Linked DNA regions of Homo sapiens: regions 1, 3, 4 and 5 are each linked to region 2. The links are chromatin contacts, found by Hi-C or POLR2A ChIA-PET in ENCODE. All regions are on one chromosome and are shown on one strand. The core of a region is the stretch at or near the end of the contact, and the rest is flanking DNA. Distances in the headings are between cores, read along the strand shown. Region 1 holds the start of TERF2 (telomeric repeat binding factor 2). Region 2 holds the start of TANGO6 (transport and golgi organization 6 homolog). Region 3 holds the start of SLC7A6OS (solute carrier family 7 member 6 opposite strand). Region 4 holds the start of ESRP2 (epithelial splicing regulatory protein 2). Region 5 holds the start of CYB5B (cytochrome b5 type B).

Region 1 (2,703 bases), core at 47-2,546, 540 kb before region 2:
CCACTCGGGAGGCTGAGGCAGGAGAATGGCATGAACCCAGAGGCGGAGCTTGCAGTGAGCCGAGATCGTGCCACTGCACTCCAGCTTGGGCGACAGAACGAGATTCCATCTCAAGAAAAACAAAGAAAAAAAAGAAAAGCAGCTATGATCACCAAAGATCAGTCAGACCTAGAGGCCTCTTCTCTCATCCCGGAACGTGTACCTCATAGAACTTTTGGCTTTCCAGGATACTATACATATTAAGGTCCTGATATTAATTCACAGGTCCAGCATGGGATTCACATCCTCAAGGACATGGCCACCTGCACTTCTGAGTTGTCTTTGAGTGGCCCCAAACTGGATCTTTGCAGGTTCCAGACTAGTGGGGCTGGTAGGACAATCTTTGAAGCTAGACCAGTTACTGGGCCTCTCAGGAAGAGGCACCCACAACCACCATCCTGAACTAAGGTCTGAGCTGGAGGTTCTCCATTTGGTCAAGTGCCAGTTGGTGAATTCCAAGAGTATCAGAGATATCTGAAAGTGACTCAGACCCTCTATGGGACTATGGGTGGTCCTTTTGCTTATTTTTCTAATTGTTCTACAACAAAATGTGTTATTTTTGTGATTACAAAGAGTATATGTCTAGCGGCTGGGTTGCCAGGTGCATTCTATTTATTGGTATCACACTGGTCTTTGCTTTATAATTACAGTATTTGTTAAAATACAAATTTGTTTAAAGACTTTCCTCTGTGTATGCTCTCTTCCACAATTTTCAAAGTGTTTAATAAGGTGCACATATTTGGTTTTCTTTTTTTTCTTTTCTTTTTTTTGAGACGGAGTTTCGCTCTTGTTGCCCAGACTGGAGTGCAATGGCGCGATCTCGGCTCACCGCAACCTCCGCCTCGCGGGTTCAAGCGAGTCTCCTGCCTCAGCCTCCTGAGTAGCTAGGATTACAGGCATGCGCCACCACGTCTGGCTAATTTTGTATTTTTAGTAGAGATGGGGTTTCTCCATGTTGGTCAGGCTGGTCTCGAACTCCCGACCTCAGGTGATCCACCCGCCTCAGCCTCCCAAAGTGCTGGGATTACAGGCGTAGAGCCACCGATCCCGGCCTGTTTTTCAGTCTCTAATACACTGTTCCGCGTCCCTAGCATAGTAGCTGTTTTCTGTAAATTCGGAGCGAAGTTGACTGCAAAACCCGCCGGGTTCACCGGCCTGGGCGGTGTGGACTTCAAGCCCCAGGAGGCATTGCGGCCGGCACATCGGGAACTACGGCGTCTGAGAAGGGGGCCGGGCCCTCCGGTCCTTTCCCTCCCAGAAGCCCGCGGGCGGCTCGGAACGCTGTTTCTATCATGGCCGCGGGAGCCGGGACGGCGGGCCCCGCTTCCGGCCCGGGCGTCGTGCGTGACCCAGCGGCGTCACAGCCGAGGAAGCGGCCCGGCCGGGAGGGCGGGGAGGGCGCGCGGCGATCGGACACGATGGCGGGAGGAGGCGGGAGTAGCGACGGCAGCGGGCGGGCAGCTGGCAGGCGGGCGTCCCGCAGTAGCGGGCGGGCCCGGCGGGGGCGCCACGAGCCGGGGCTGGGGGGCCCGGCGGAGCGCGGCGCGGGGGAGGCACGGCTGGAAGAGGCAGTCAATCGCTGGGTGCTCAAGTTCTACTTCCACGAGGCGCTGCGGGCCTTTCGGGGTAGCCGGTACGGGGACTTCAGACAGATCCGGGACATCATGCAGGGTGAGGGCCGGGCCGGGGGAGGGGGGTTGGAGCGCCGGGGAAGGGGGTCCGGGGGACCGGGAGTCGGGACTGGGGGTCGCCCAGCCAACGATGTCTTCTCTCCCAGCTTTGCTTGTCAGGCCCTTGGGGAAGGAGCACACCGTGTCCCGATTGCTGCGGGTTATGCAGTGTCTGTCGCGGATTGAAGAAGGGGAAAATTTAGGTATGGCTATTTTTGTGTTCTTCTCTGGGCTTACTTGCGTAGGGTTTTGTTTTAAAACTTATATCTAGAACTGAAGGATTCCAGGTTAAAGTGCGATAGTTTCCATCAGAGTGGTCTTTTTCATTCTACGATGGGTCTGTTTTCTGGCTCGACTGGCTCTAGTTTTCTCCGGTTAAGGTTGTCTTGGCTGCTTTTCTGTGTTTTTTTTAAATCTTCTCCCACCTGTTAATTGCTCACCCCAACTTTGCTCCTGTCTAAAGTGAGTTATGTTCATATGGACATCTTTTTTCCCCCATGGTAGAGAGTTTTTCAGAGTGGAAGTACTCTGACATTTTTCCCCTCTGAATTTAACTTGAAAGCTATTTAGCTGTTGTCAGTTTCTTGCCACTCGTATCTGAGGAGGATGGGTATATTCTGAATTTGAGAGGCAAATGCAGGTATTTAAAAATAATTTTTTTGCCTGTCTTGACAGGTGTTAAAAAATGGTCACGTTAAATTCATTGATTTGAATTTGGACCCTTATCGTGTATGTCAACCTGTAGCAAATATGTCAAAAAATTAAATGCAAATCTTACCATATTTGCATGCTCCATTTCCATAAATATATATATATAATTTTTGGACATAACTTTTTTACCCTTAGAAAAGAGCTTAAAAATGAAAACTGTGCTTTGTCCTAGACTGTTCCTTTGATATGGAGGCTGAGCTCACACCACTGGAATCAGCTATCAATGTGCTGGAGATGATTAAAACGGAATTTACACTGACAGAAGCAGTGGTCGAATCCAGTA
Region 2 (2,700 bases), core at 1-2,500:
TCCGTAAAAATTGAATACAAGTAGTACCGATCCCAGGGGATCGTAATGAGGATTAAATGATGTGTATGTCAACAGCCTACTATGGGGACTGATACTTAGTAGGCACTCATTTACTAATATTAGTAACTTGTGTTCACTTCCCGCTGGTGTGGTGTAATGTTTGCAGAAGTTTTTGCAGTTTTAAGTATAAAATCTGAGACTGGGAGGTGATCCCCTTTGGCCTTTCATGTGCCCTTGCTAATTCTACAGATCCCTTCCCATCCCTTCCCCCAAATATACACCCCAGTGATAAGCAGAGCTCTATCTTCCACGTCCTTTCCAAAAGCTCCAGATAACATCAGAGCCCCTATACTGAACAATTTGTCTGATTCTGAGAAGGGGGTTCAGTAGATCTCGGGCCTAGGTCCGTGTTCTGCCCCTAATTTGACCACGTGATCTTGGACAGGTTACTTAATTTCTTCAGTGAGCCTTGGGTGTCCTCAGTCGCAAAAGGAGTAGCAGCTTCAACCACTCCCAATATCCCTTCAGATTTTAGACTGGGAAGAAACTGTCCACGCACCACAAAGATTAAAAGCGCCTGGTAACCCCTAAATACTCTCCCCAAACCCATTTCAAACGTCACTGCTTCCGATGTCTGGACTTCTTGGCATTTCGTACAAATCTCAAGGGTCCATGCTGGCCCCTGCGCCCTCACGCGGCTAGGACCTCACATTTCTACGTCGCGGGCGCCCTACCCTCTCTGGAGCTGGGTCCATATCCCCCTCCCAAGAGCGCTGCAGTAAGCACTGAATGAAATAACGGCCCCGCCTGACAGAGCCCAGCACAAGGCAAATGCTCAAGAGATGTTGGCTAATATCAGCAGTCAACGGATCCCGCGCCCTCCTTGAGCCTCAGTTTCCTCAAGAACGTAATGAGGACGGGCATAGACAATGCTCAAAGCCCCCAGCAGCGGGCGGAGGGTCCCGAGGCGGGCCTAAGGGGCGCACGCTGCGGAAGGCAGGGCAGCCCCGGAAGCCGGGCGGCCCTGAGAGTCCCGGGTCCAGCCCGGCGCGGAGATGCGTCCTCTCACCTCCCGGGCTCAGCAGCAGCTTCAATGCCTCCAAAATCCGATCCAGACCGCATGTCTCCTGAGCCCCGCTGCCCACGGCCTGTCGGGCCGCCATGACTGGAGTGTAACACCACGCTCGCGACCCGCTCAGGCGCCTCGGCAGGGCGCCGCCGCCGCCATGTTAAGTGTGGCAGAAGGCTCTGGGCACACTATGGGGCGGGGCCAAATCGATCGGGAACGCCCCCTTCACATTTTTTTTCCGTCCCGGCTTAGTCCGGGGGGTAAGAGGGAACCCAAAAATGGCTAATCTGCCCACGCGCACAATTTCAGAAGCTCAATATGATTAACCGCTATGTAAAGAAGGAAGAGAGAAGTAATGTATCATTAAAGCTATATTTCAATATGAAAATACTCAGGTACTCAACACTGGCAGACATAATGAAGCAGACAGATGCTTCCATCTGCTTACAGTGAAGTATGGATAAGAAAAACAATATTCAGGCTGGGCGCGGTGGCTCACACCTGTAATCGCAGCACTCTGGGAGGCCGAGGCGGGCAGATCACAAGGTCAGGAGTTTGAGACCAACCTGTCCGATATGGTGAAACCCCGTCTCTACTAAACATACAAAAATTAGCCAGGCGTGGTGGCGGGCGCCTGTAGTCCCAGCTACCCGGGAGGCTGAGGCAGGAGAATCGCTCGAAGCTGGGAGGTCGAGGTTGCAGTGAGCCGAGATCACACCACTGCACTCCAGCCTGGGCGACAGAGCGAGACTCCATCTCAAAACAAACAAACAAACAAAACCTAAGTACAGACGTACACACGCATATATATCCATCGTGAATGTAAAGCTACAAATGTTGTTATGGGTAATATGATTTTTTTTTTCAGTGAACTTAGTAAAGTTCCCAGTAAAAGTTCGATCTGTGTTCTGTTTTCATGGTTGATGCATTCCTCGAAAATTCAGGGTCTATCAAAACCATGCCCTCCGCCAAACTGTTTTTATATGTAAAACAGAATGGATTTGAGATTCAGATTATCGGAAACAGGTTTTCACCTACATAAATCCTGGTGGGACGTTGAAAAACCATGTTGTCTGAAAGTCATGCCGCAGACACAGGACAATGTTTTTGAGGGCAGGACCTTTATTTTTATTTTATTTTTTGAGATGGGGTCTCGCTCTGTCGCCTAGGCTGGAGTTCAGTGGCGTGATCTCGGCTCACTGCAACCTCTGCCTCCCAGGCTGAAACAATTATCTGGCCTCAGCCCCCCGAGTAGCTGGGATTACTGGAGTGCCCCAGCATGCCCGGCTAATTTTTGTATTTTTTGTGGAGACAAGGTTTCGCCCTCTTGGCTAGGCTGGTCTTGAGCTCCTCACCTCAAGTGACCTGCCCACCTGGGCCTCCCAAAGTGCTGGGATTACAGGCGTGAGCCACTGCGCCCGGCCCAAAGGACAAACTTCTTAATGGTCCGGTCCTTGGGCGAGAATAAGCTGCGCATAGCTATTACCCTTTTTGGCATGACTCTTGTTTCTTCTTTTCTTTGTCATTTTGGAATGCAGGGCCTGAGAGGGAAAAACGCTAAAAATTTTTTTTTAGAGATGGAGTCTCTATGTTGCCCAGACTTGTCTCAAACTCCTGGCCTCAAGTGATCC
Region 3 (2,727 bases), core at 100-2,599, 530 kb after region 2:
GCAGAGATGGCGCCACTGAACTCCAGCCTGGGTGACAGAGTGAGACCCTGTCTTAAAAAAAAAAATATATATATATATATATATATATAAATATACATATATTAAAATTAAAAATTACCCGAGTGTAGTGGCGCGTGCCTGTAGTCCCAGCTACTCGGTAGGCCGAGGTGAGGATCGCTTGAGCCCAGGAGGTCAAGGCTGCAGTGCGCCTCGATCACACCACTGCACTCAGCCTAGGCAGCAGAGTGAGACTCTGTCTCGAAAAAATAAAATAACAAAATTTATTAAATACCTTCTATGTGCCAGGCACTATATTAGGGACTGGAGCCACCACCACAAGCTAGAGAAGACCCTTGCCCTCCAAGAGCTTAGACTCTAATGAGAGAGTAATACAAATTACAGACTACATGAATGCAAGAAATACACAGAGCGTTGTAGAAAGAGAAAACCAAGGTTACAGAAGGACTCTGAGGAAACTAGCATTTGAGATCTACAAGACAGACCGGGATAAAAGTTGGGGAAGAGTTTTTACAGGTCAGGAATCCTTACCCCAACTTTCCCAAGAAAAGGCCCTAAGGTAGAAAGAACTAGGTTGCATAAGCAAAATGTGCCAAAAGCCTGAGCGACCGAAGCACTTTTGCAGAAGCCCCCCGCTCCTCATCTCCTATCACATCTTCTGCTCAATCAAGCTGGGCCTTGTCGACTTCGGAAAGGCGTTTGGATTTTGTTCTAAAAGCACTGGGAGCCACTCAAGAGTTTTAAGCAGAAGCGTATCTACACTAGGCTTACGCTTTTACAGGACCACTCTGGTTGGCGTGTAGTGAATACACGACTCTCCAATTACTCAGAACAGTGAGTGGCAAAGACAACAGGTCTGGCAATCAGAGAACTCGTGGCCCAGTTAGGGGTGCGATGGTTGGAGCTACTGCGGTCTCTGTGGCTGAGGGGAGGCGCCAGGCACGAGTACTGCGACAGAGCCCCGCGAGTGGCAGGCACCCGGCTGCACTGCAGAGCCGGGGCCAGCCTAGAACCCCGCTCTCCTGCAGGCCCGGGTGTCCCGAGCTGCCCCACGCGGAGGAGTCCAAGTAGGCCCACGCTAGGCTCCTCTGCCGAAACCCTGGTGCCAAGGACACCATGCTCGCTGCACACAGAACCCCAAAGCGACCCCACCTTCCCAGCATACCCAGCGCCTCACCCGCCGCGGGAAACCCTCCGCTCGCCTCCGCTGCTACCACTTTTACCGCGGCCAGCACGCGGGGCGGGACCTCGCAGCGTCGAGGAGCGTGCTGGGGGGCGGGTCCTAAAGCAGAACTGGAAAGCTATCCCATCACACCCCGCGAGCTCCCACAGTGCTCAGCGGCAGCCACTATGGAGGCCGCCAGGACCGCTGTACTCCGGGTGAAGCGGAAGCGCAGTGCGGAGCCGGCGGAGGCTCTTGTGCTCGCTTGTAAACGCCTCCGGAGCGACGCGGTCGAGTCAGCGGCACAGAAGACGTCGGAGGGTTTGGAGAGAGCGGCGGAGAATAATGTCTTCCACTTGGTGGCCACTGTGTGCTCCCAGGTATTGGGCGTGGTGCAGCTGGTGTGGAGGGCATCTTCGGGTGCAGCCGGTACGAAACCCGATCCCTGACCCGCTCGCGAACTCCTGCTTACGCTGGCCTCCGTCCCCTGTTGCCCCCTAGGAGGAACCAGTCCAGCCTCTCCTGCGGGAAGTTCTGCGCCCGTCACGGGACAGCCAGCAGCGTGTCCGCCGTAATCTCCGCGCCTCGGCTCGGGAGGTCCGGCAGGAGGGCCGCTACCGGGTGCTTTCCAGCCGCCGATCCTTGGGGACCACCTCGAGCGGCCAGGAGTCCGAGTACACGCCGGGGAACCCAGAAGCCGCCGGGAACTCGGGCTTTCAGTTGTTAGACCTTGTCCACGAGGAGGGAGAACCTGAAGCCGCCTCTGCAGGCTCCTGCAAAGTGAGTATGCCCCTGAAGGTGGTCGCTGGGCTTCTCAGGATGGTAATGCAAGAAGACTGGGCCCAGTCGCAGCACAGTTTCATCTTAAGGGGATGGATGATCCATCCGGCGTGACGGCCTCATTTTACAGATTTGGTTGTTCATCCAACATGTGTTTACTACGTGCCTACGATATGCCAGGTATTTTTTTAGATTCTGTGGATACAGCAGTGAGGACCTAACATGCAGGTAGACAGAAACAGTAAACAAGTCTATTCAGTGTCAGATGATGATAAGGGATGTAAGGAGGCGGGGAGACAAAGCAGGAAGAGTGGTGCCACTTCAGTGAGAGTGTCACTGAGGAAATGACATTTGAGTGAAGACTTGCAGAAGGTGAATGGCAGGGTATTCCACATATCGAGAGGACTTCTAGGCAGAGAACCTGAAAGTAAAGAGGCCCTTAAGCCGTTTCTTTGCTCCTTGCAAGGTGCCTGGAGCCCGGTGAGCTAGAGGAGAGCAGTAAGGAATTTGAGGGGAGGATGCCTGCTAGGTACTTGCAAGGACATTGCCTTTCACCCTGACTGAGATGGGGATCACTGGAGCAAAATAGAGATAGAGCAGGTAGGAAAATTGATCAAAGAGAGGTTAAAGGAATAGTCCTGGATAGCATATCAAGTTTGAGGTAGATTTAGGTCTAGAATGCAAGTTTTCTCACATTTAATCCAGTGCTTTTCTTTATATTACATTTGCTAACTTCATTTGCAATCACTTCCAAAAAAAGTCTACTA
Region 4 (2,700 bases), core at 188-2,687, 610 kb after region 2:
TAGGGAAAGTAAAGTGCTACTCGCTCGAACCCGCCGGGCGAAGGAAGCACTTCCCATGCTCTCCCTGTCGCCGTGTCCGGGCGCGAGTCATTTCCGTCCCGGGCGCCTGTTTCTTTAGCTGCCAAGTGGAGCTACGCTGAGCTCTCTCCCCCCGGGCCTCGCCCCTTTCCCGGGCATGAGCTCTGGTGATGCGCCCGGGTGCCCCGCTCTCTCCATTGTCCAGGGGCCGGGCCGCAGCACCCTCCTTGTCCGAAAGCGCGTGGTGCGGCTCCCGTCTCAGTCTCGAGTCGGGCTAGGCAACCGCGTGACTCAGTTCCCGCCACGCTGGAGCCCCCTCCTTCCTGCTGGATTATTCAGTTTCTCAGTCACTTATTCAGTTTCTCAGTCACCTCCCTGGGAGAGTTTGGGAAAGTAAGGAACGGCCGGGAAACGCGCCATAAAGGAGCCTCACCAAGCTCCACTGGGCAAAGGGAGGAATGGGAGCCCCAAATGCGGGGCTGTCAATTGGGTTGTAGGTGCGGGATGGAAAAGGGAGGATCTGCAGCCCGCATGCGCGCACACACGCTCAACGCTAGCCCCCCATCGGCCAGAGCGCTCGCAATCTCCAGGCAGCTTCTCCACCGTCCAGAAAGGGACGAAAGCAGGCAGGCCCCCACACGTGGGGTAGGAGTGAGGCTCCAGGCCCGTTCTACCCCTCTCAGCCTCGTCTAGGGTGCAGCTCTCTGCGATTTGGGGGGTTCCTTTCCCCAGCATTGAGGCCTGCCCACTCCCAACCCACAACGACCGCGCTCTGGCACTTCTCAGTGCCAGGCTAGCGCTCGGCCCTAGCATCTGCGTGGACAAGCCCTTCCCTGTGATCCCTGGTGACCACCCCACAGCTCTAACAACGCTGATGTTCCCGCCGCCCTCCCCTTTCCCAGGTGACTTCTGGTGATCCCCCTACAGGGTGATACCCGGCAACTCTCACCGCCCCCTTGACCCTTTGACTTCCATCAACCCCAGACCTGCCGTGTTGACCCCCACAGCCCCTAGACTGCCTCCTGGTGACTTCCATACTGGAGAAGGCCTCTGTCTTGCACGCTCCTTTGCAGAGGCCTGACGACCCCTGGGGAAGAGTGGGGGGAGAGCGGAAGAATGGGTTAGCCCCCAAAATCAGGCAGGACCAGCCCTGGAAGTAGGAATCCGGATCCTAAGCGTGCGCCCAGGCCGGGAGCGTGAGCTCTTGCGTCCTGGGTTGAGTTCTGGCGGCCCTCCCCCAAGGTTCCCGGAGCCGCCCCGGTCACGTGGCCGGCGGGGCCGGCAGGTAACTCGCCTGGAGAGGGCGTGGGCCGGTAGCCGCCCCGCCCCGCGGGGCGCCACGGGCGGGTCTTGGCAGCGCCCACTGAGCCAGCCGGGCCGCAGGTGCCGCCCCCGATACACGGTGTCCCGCCCAAGCTGATCCGCGTCTGCGGTCGGTCGGTGCGTGCGTGCGCCTCGTCGGTCCGCGTGTCTGGCCGAGAGCCCCCTTCCTCTGCGGCCATGACTCCGCCGCCGCCGCCGCCCCCTCCCCCGGGCCCTGACCCCGCGGCCGACCCCGCCGCGGACCCCTGCCCCTGGCCCGGATCACTGGTCGTCCTCTTCGGGGCTACGGCGGGTGCGCTGGGACGGGACCTGGGCTCGGACGAGACCGACTTAATCCTCCTAGTTTGGCAAGTGGTTGAGCCGCGGAGCCGCCAGGTAGGGTGGAAAAGAGGCGGTGAGGTCCCCAGGGAGCTTCCGGGGTCGAGGGGCGCGGCTGATCGGTTTCCCCCGCCGCTCACAGGTGGGGACGCTGCACAAATCGCTGGTTCGTGCCGAGGCGGCCGCACTGAGTACGCAGTGCCGCGAGGCGAGCGGCCTGAGCGCCGACAGCCTGGCGCGGGCAGAGCCGCTGGACAAGGTGCTGCAGCAGGTGAGCGCCGGGGTGGGTGGCGGCATGGCCTGGACGTGAGGACATTTCTGGGCGGGATTGGCGGCCGGAGGCTAGGCCTGGCGTGCCGCAACCAACCGGTCCAGGCGGCAGGACTGGGCTCTTGTTTGAAACTTTGAGCGACTCTCGCGTGTGCGTGCCCCTTTCATCCGCGCGTGCCAGCCATTCCCCTGGGCTCCTTACTTTTCAACCATTGCAGGAACCTACTCCTACCGAAGGGATCGGGACGCAGGCTTTGGGATCCATCCCCAGTTCCCGCCCGGGGAGCGAGGCCGAGACGCCTTTGGGAGACCTGCTGGGTCAGGTCTCCCTGAGCCGCAGCCGGAAGCGAAAGGGGTCGAGGGGCCCATATAGGTCACCTGTCCTTGCGGCCCGCGTCTTCGGCCTGCTTGGGAGCTGCTGGAGCGGAGGCGTAGGGCGGTGTCGGCCCTAGAGGTAGACGCCGCCAGGTGTAAACTGCTCGTCTAGGCCTGTCCCGGCCGGCTGGCCAGGCGTGGGCGCTGTCCCGGCCTGGCCTGGGGGACTATCTGCCTGCTGAGTGCAAAGGCCTGGGGTGCCTCCTGCCCTAGCTGAAGTGGGAGGTGGTTTCCATTGCTGTTTTCTTTTCCTTATCTTCACTACGGCGCTCATTCTATGTCTGACTCTTGAGTGTAATTAGTGTAAGTCCTTTTTATACACTCACGTTCTTTCATCTTCCAACAACTCTTGTGGTTCCTGATGAGGAGGCACCACGATGATGATTCCTTGTCTGT
Region 5 (2,700 bases), core at 124-2,623, 580 kb before region 2:
TTTTAAATTTTAAAAGTTTTTAGAATTAAAAGTCAGGATGCAGAGATTTCTCTTTTAGGCCCCAAATTAATCGAAAAAATATTTCACTAGTATATTTGCTTCAGAGAAATAGAAGTGAACTTTCACAAGTCATTAATCTATTGCTCAAAATAAAATGATCACACACAAACCGAAAATCAAAGCTTCAAACATACACACACCGAAAATCAAAGCTTCAAACCAATCTTTAGCGGCTGCATATCACTAGTTGCCTGGGGTTGGGAGAGAATGACTGCAAAGGGAAAGGAAGCTTTTTAGAATGATGGAAATGGTTTATGTCTTAACATGGATGAATACATTTTTCAAAACTCATCAAAATGTACATTTTAGATAGGCACAATTTACGTATGTACATTACACCTCAATAAAGTTTTAAATATTTAGAAGTCTATCCTGTTTCCTTAAAAAAAAAATTAGTTGCACCATGGTCTCAAAAATAATTTTTAAAATGAGATGTAATGCAACAGACTTGAAGATTAAATAAAACAGTCTTGAATATTTAAGAAAAATGACAAAACATGAGTCAAAAACAAAAAAAAAGGGTTGATTTATGAGTTTCTGGCCTCAAGGTCAACTCAGATTAGGGGGAAAAAAAAACAGTGGAGGCATAATCAAGATGGGGAAGCGTGTGGAGAGAAATCTCAGCTTCTACTCTAGAAGACGAAAACCAAAACCGGTATTACTTCAGAAGGCACACTGGAAAAGCACAGATGTGGGTGCACTTCAGACCTAGGTTCAACGGATCTAAGCTGCTAACTCTATGGCCCTGAGAGTCCTCAACCTGTGAGCCTCAGTTTCCCTTTCTGTAAAATAAAGATAATGATGGCTTAGAGTTTAGCTGAGCACACAGCAAATGCTCGACACATAAGTAATACATGATATTACATAAGGCACCAGAACTCGGAGCTGACTGGAAATGCATGCAAACTAAAGCCCTCCCCCAATCCCACCCCAGTTTCCCTCTGAGGGTCGTGATCCCTTTCTTACGCCTTATCGCCCCCAGCCAAGCCTCCCTTCCTTCCCACATACACTCCACACAGCCTTTTCACCCCTCGCCCCAGCAGCTTCAGAGGCCTCCCACCTCCCAGGCCCCACCTCGTTGAGGAAGCGGGTGACATCGTAGACTCGCCCATGGATCACAAGCCACAGTTCCTTCAAGGAGTTGCGCTTTGCCACCTCCTCCAACCGGTAATAGGTGACTGAGGTCTCGACTTCCTGCCCTTTCCCATCGCTGCCGCTAGCTTCCGCAGTCGCCATTGAACCGGACATACTGCCTCTCCACCGCTAACTGAGATTCCGCGACTACTTTCCTTGAGAGCCCGCGCTCAGCCTTCCTCGGCTTCCGTAACCAGGGCCCATAAGGCCTTGAGACGGTTCCTAGCAACAGCCAATCACACTTCCGAATAGTTCCTGGTTCGTTTTCTTTTCACCAATGAAGGGAGTGGCTCAGTTCGAAATCCCGCCCACTCCTCGCCCGATCCTCCAGATGAAAGTCTGGTTCGAGGTCCAACTAACCAATTAGGGTCGTTCAGCCCCCTCCAACCTCGCCAATCAGATACCGCGATTTTTGGACTGGCGCCCAAAAGAGGCGTGCTGACAGGTGTCACTTCAGGAGAGGTACCACTTCTCTCAGCCTGTGGGCCTTTAGGGTCTCCAGTGTTCTGCTTCCCTTCCCATCGCTGTGGCTTTCTCCTGAGTCTCAGAAAGTTCCTATCCCCTACACTACCGGCGCAGCCTGTATCCCAACCCTGATTTTACATCTTTGCTGCCTCCAGGTCGTGATCTGGCCAATCCCGTCTCTCCTCAATTTCCCCATCAGTAAAATGGGCTTGATAAAGCACTCTCTTACAGAGGGGTTTGCCTTTTTTTTTTTTTTTTTTTTTTTTGAGACAAGTTCTCGCTCTGTCTCCTAGGCCAGAGTGCAGTGGCACGATCTCGGCTTACTGCAAACTCCGCCTCCCAGGTTCAAGCGATTCTCCTACCTCAGCCTCTCGACTAGCTGGAACTACAGGCATGCGCCACCACGCCCGGCTAATTTTTGTATTTTTAGTAGAGAGTAGGTTTCACCATGTTGGCCAGGCTGGTCTCGAACTCCTGACCTCAGGTGATCCGCCTGCGTAGGCCTCCCAAAGTGCTGGGATTACAGGCGTGAGCCACCGCGCCTGGCCCGGTTTGCCTATTTTAATGAGAGTGCCTGTAAAGCGCTTGGCGCATAGTAATCGCTAAACATGGCAGTCGATTAGAAAGGCAATTGCTGTCCCGGACAGCAATTGGGGGTAGAATGTGGAGTATCCTATGTTTCTACCATCATTCAGAATCCGATTTTCAAACGAATTCTGTGATGATCAGGATCAATCGGCACTATTTTAGTCTCTACGTGATCTAAAATAGAATTGAACTCAACTGCTCTCCGCTAGAGGTCCCAGCACTTTGGAATTCCAAGTTTGGTTAAGGTACAGTGTTGTGCGCCACTTTTTAACTGCCATTACAACTGACAGATTGCTCTTCCTATGATGTCGTCGTTTTCATCCTGTCACTCTCGCAGTCTACCATTCAGGGCTCTCCACAATCCATTCGCAACCTCTTTCACTAACGTATAATATTTTCCACCATTCCCTTTATAAGCCTGTTGCACCCGCCCCGACTCTGAAACCTGCTGGT

Evidence for each region. A loop is a pair of places that touch in the nucleus more often than their neighbours do. ChIA-PET counts read pairs that join two places held with the same protein, here RNA polymerase II (POLR2A). Pooled maps may share reads with other maps.
Region 1: a loop to region 2 is called in a map of CD4-positive, alpha-beta T cell, with 9 times the contacts of the local background. The contact joins the promoter of TERF2 here to the promoter of TANGO6 in region 2. A Hi-C loop is called at or near these places in 1 of 168 maps with a recorded cell type or tissue (CD4-positive, alpha-beta T cell) and 8 of 50 pooled maps. POLR2A ChIA-PET finds 5 or more read pairs at or near these places in 1 of 52 experiments (activated CD4-positive, alpha-beta T cell).
Region 3: a loop to region 2 is called in a pooled map, with 12 times the contacts of the local background. The contact joins the promoter of SLC7A6OS here to the promoter of TANGO6 in region 2. A Hi-C loop is called at or near these places in 6 of 50 pooled maps. POLR2A ChIA-PET finds 5 or more read pairs at or near these places in 2 of 52 experiments (K562 and activated CD4-positive, alpha-beta T cell).
Region 4: a loop to region 2 is called in a pooled map, with 4 times the contacts of the local background. The contact joins the promoter of ESRP2 here to the promoter of TANGO6 in region 2. A Hi-C loop is called at or near these places in 2 of 168 maps with a recorded cell type or tissue (CD4-positive, alpha-beta T cell and GM12878) and 7 of 50 pooled maps. POLR2A ChIA-PET finds 5 or more read pairs at or near these places in 3 of 52 experiments (CD4-positive, alpha-beta T cell, IMR-90 and activated CD4-positive, alpha-beta memory T cell).
Region 5: a map of naive thymus-derived CD4-positive, alpha-beta T cell shows a loop between it and region 2 (17-fold over the local background). The contact joins the promoter of CYB5B here to the promoter of TANGO6 in region 2. A Hi-C loop is called at or near these places in 1 of 168 maps with a recorded cell type or tissue (naive thymus-derived CD4-positive, alpha-beta T cell) and 6 of 50 pooled maps. POLR2A ChIA-PET finds 5 or more read pairs at or near these places in 2 of 52 experiments (HepG2 and activated CD4-positive, alpha-beta T cell).

Annotation. Positions count from the first base shown.
Region 1 is chr16:69,384,600-69,387,302 of GRCh38, reverse strand. TERF2 (telomeric repeat binding factor 2) reads left to right here and starts at 1,296. Exons shown (of 10, transcript NM_005652.5): 1 at 1,296-1,710; 2 at 1,817-1,912; 3 at 2,593-2,703. The coding sequence starts at 1,332. RefSeq lists a silencer at 1,301-1,680.
Region 2 is chr16:68,842,081-68,844,780 of GRCh38, reverse strand. It overlaps TANGO6 (transport and golgi organization 6 homolog), which reads right to left and starts at 1,250. Exons shown (of 18, transcript NM_024562.2): 1 at 1,070-1,250. The coding sequence starts at 1,163. RefSeq lists an enhancer at 1,010-1,279.
Region 3 is chr16:68,309,568-68,312,294 of GRCh38, reverse strand. SLC7A6OS (solute carrier family 7 member 6 opposite strand) reads left to right here and starts at 1,349. Exons shown (of 5, transcript NM_032178.3): 1 at 1,349-1,560; 2 at 1,682-1,960. The coding sequence starts at 1,369. It overlaps PRMT7 (protein arginine methyltransferase 7), which reads right to left and starts at 1,276. Exons shown (of 19, transcript NM_019023.5): 1 at 1,196-1,276; 2 at 119-253. RefSeq lists an enhancer at 1,380-2,344.
Region 4 is chr16:68,234,864-68,237,563 of GRCh38, reverse strand. It overlaps ESRP2 (epithelial splicing regulatory protein 2), which reads left to right and starts at 1,437. Exons shown (of 15, transcript NM_024939.3): 1 at 1,437-1,716; 2 at 1,802-1,930. The coding sequence starts at 1,519. RefSeq lists enhancers at 1-61, 62-649, 650-1,238 and a silencer at 1,260-1,489.
Region 5 is chr16:69,423,292-69,425,991 of GRCh38, reverse strand. It overlaps CYB5B (cytochrome b5 type B), which reads right to left and starts at 1,373. Exons shown (of 5, transcript NM_030579.3): 1 at 1,135-1,373. The coding sequence starts at 1,308. RefSeq lists enhancers at 995-1,542, 1,543-2,090.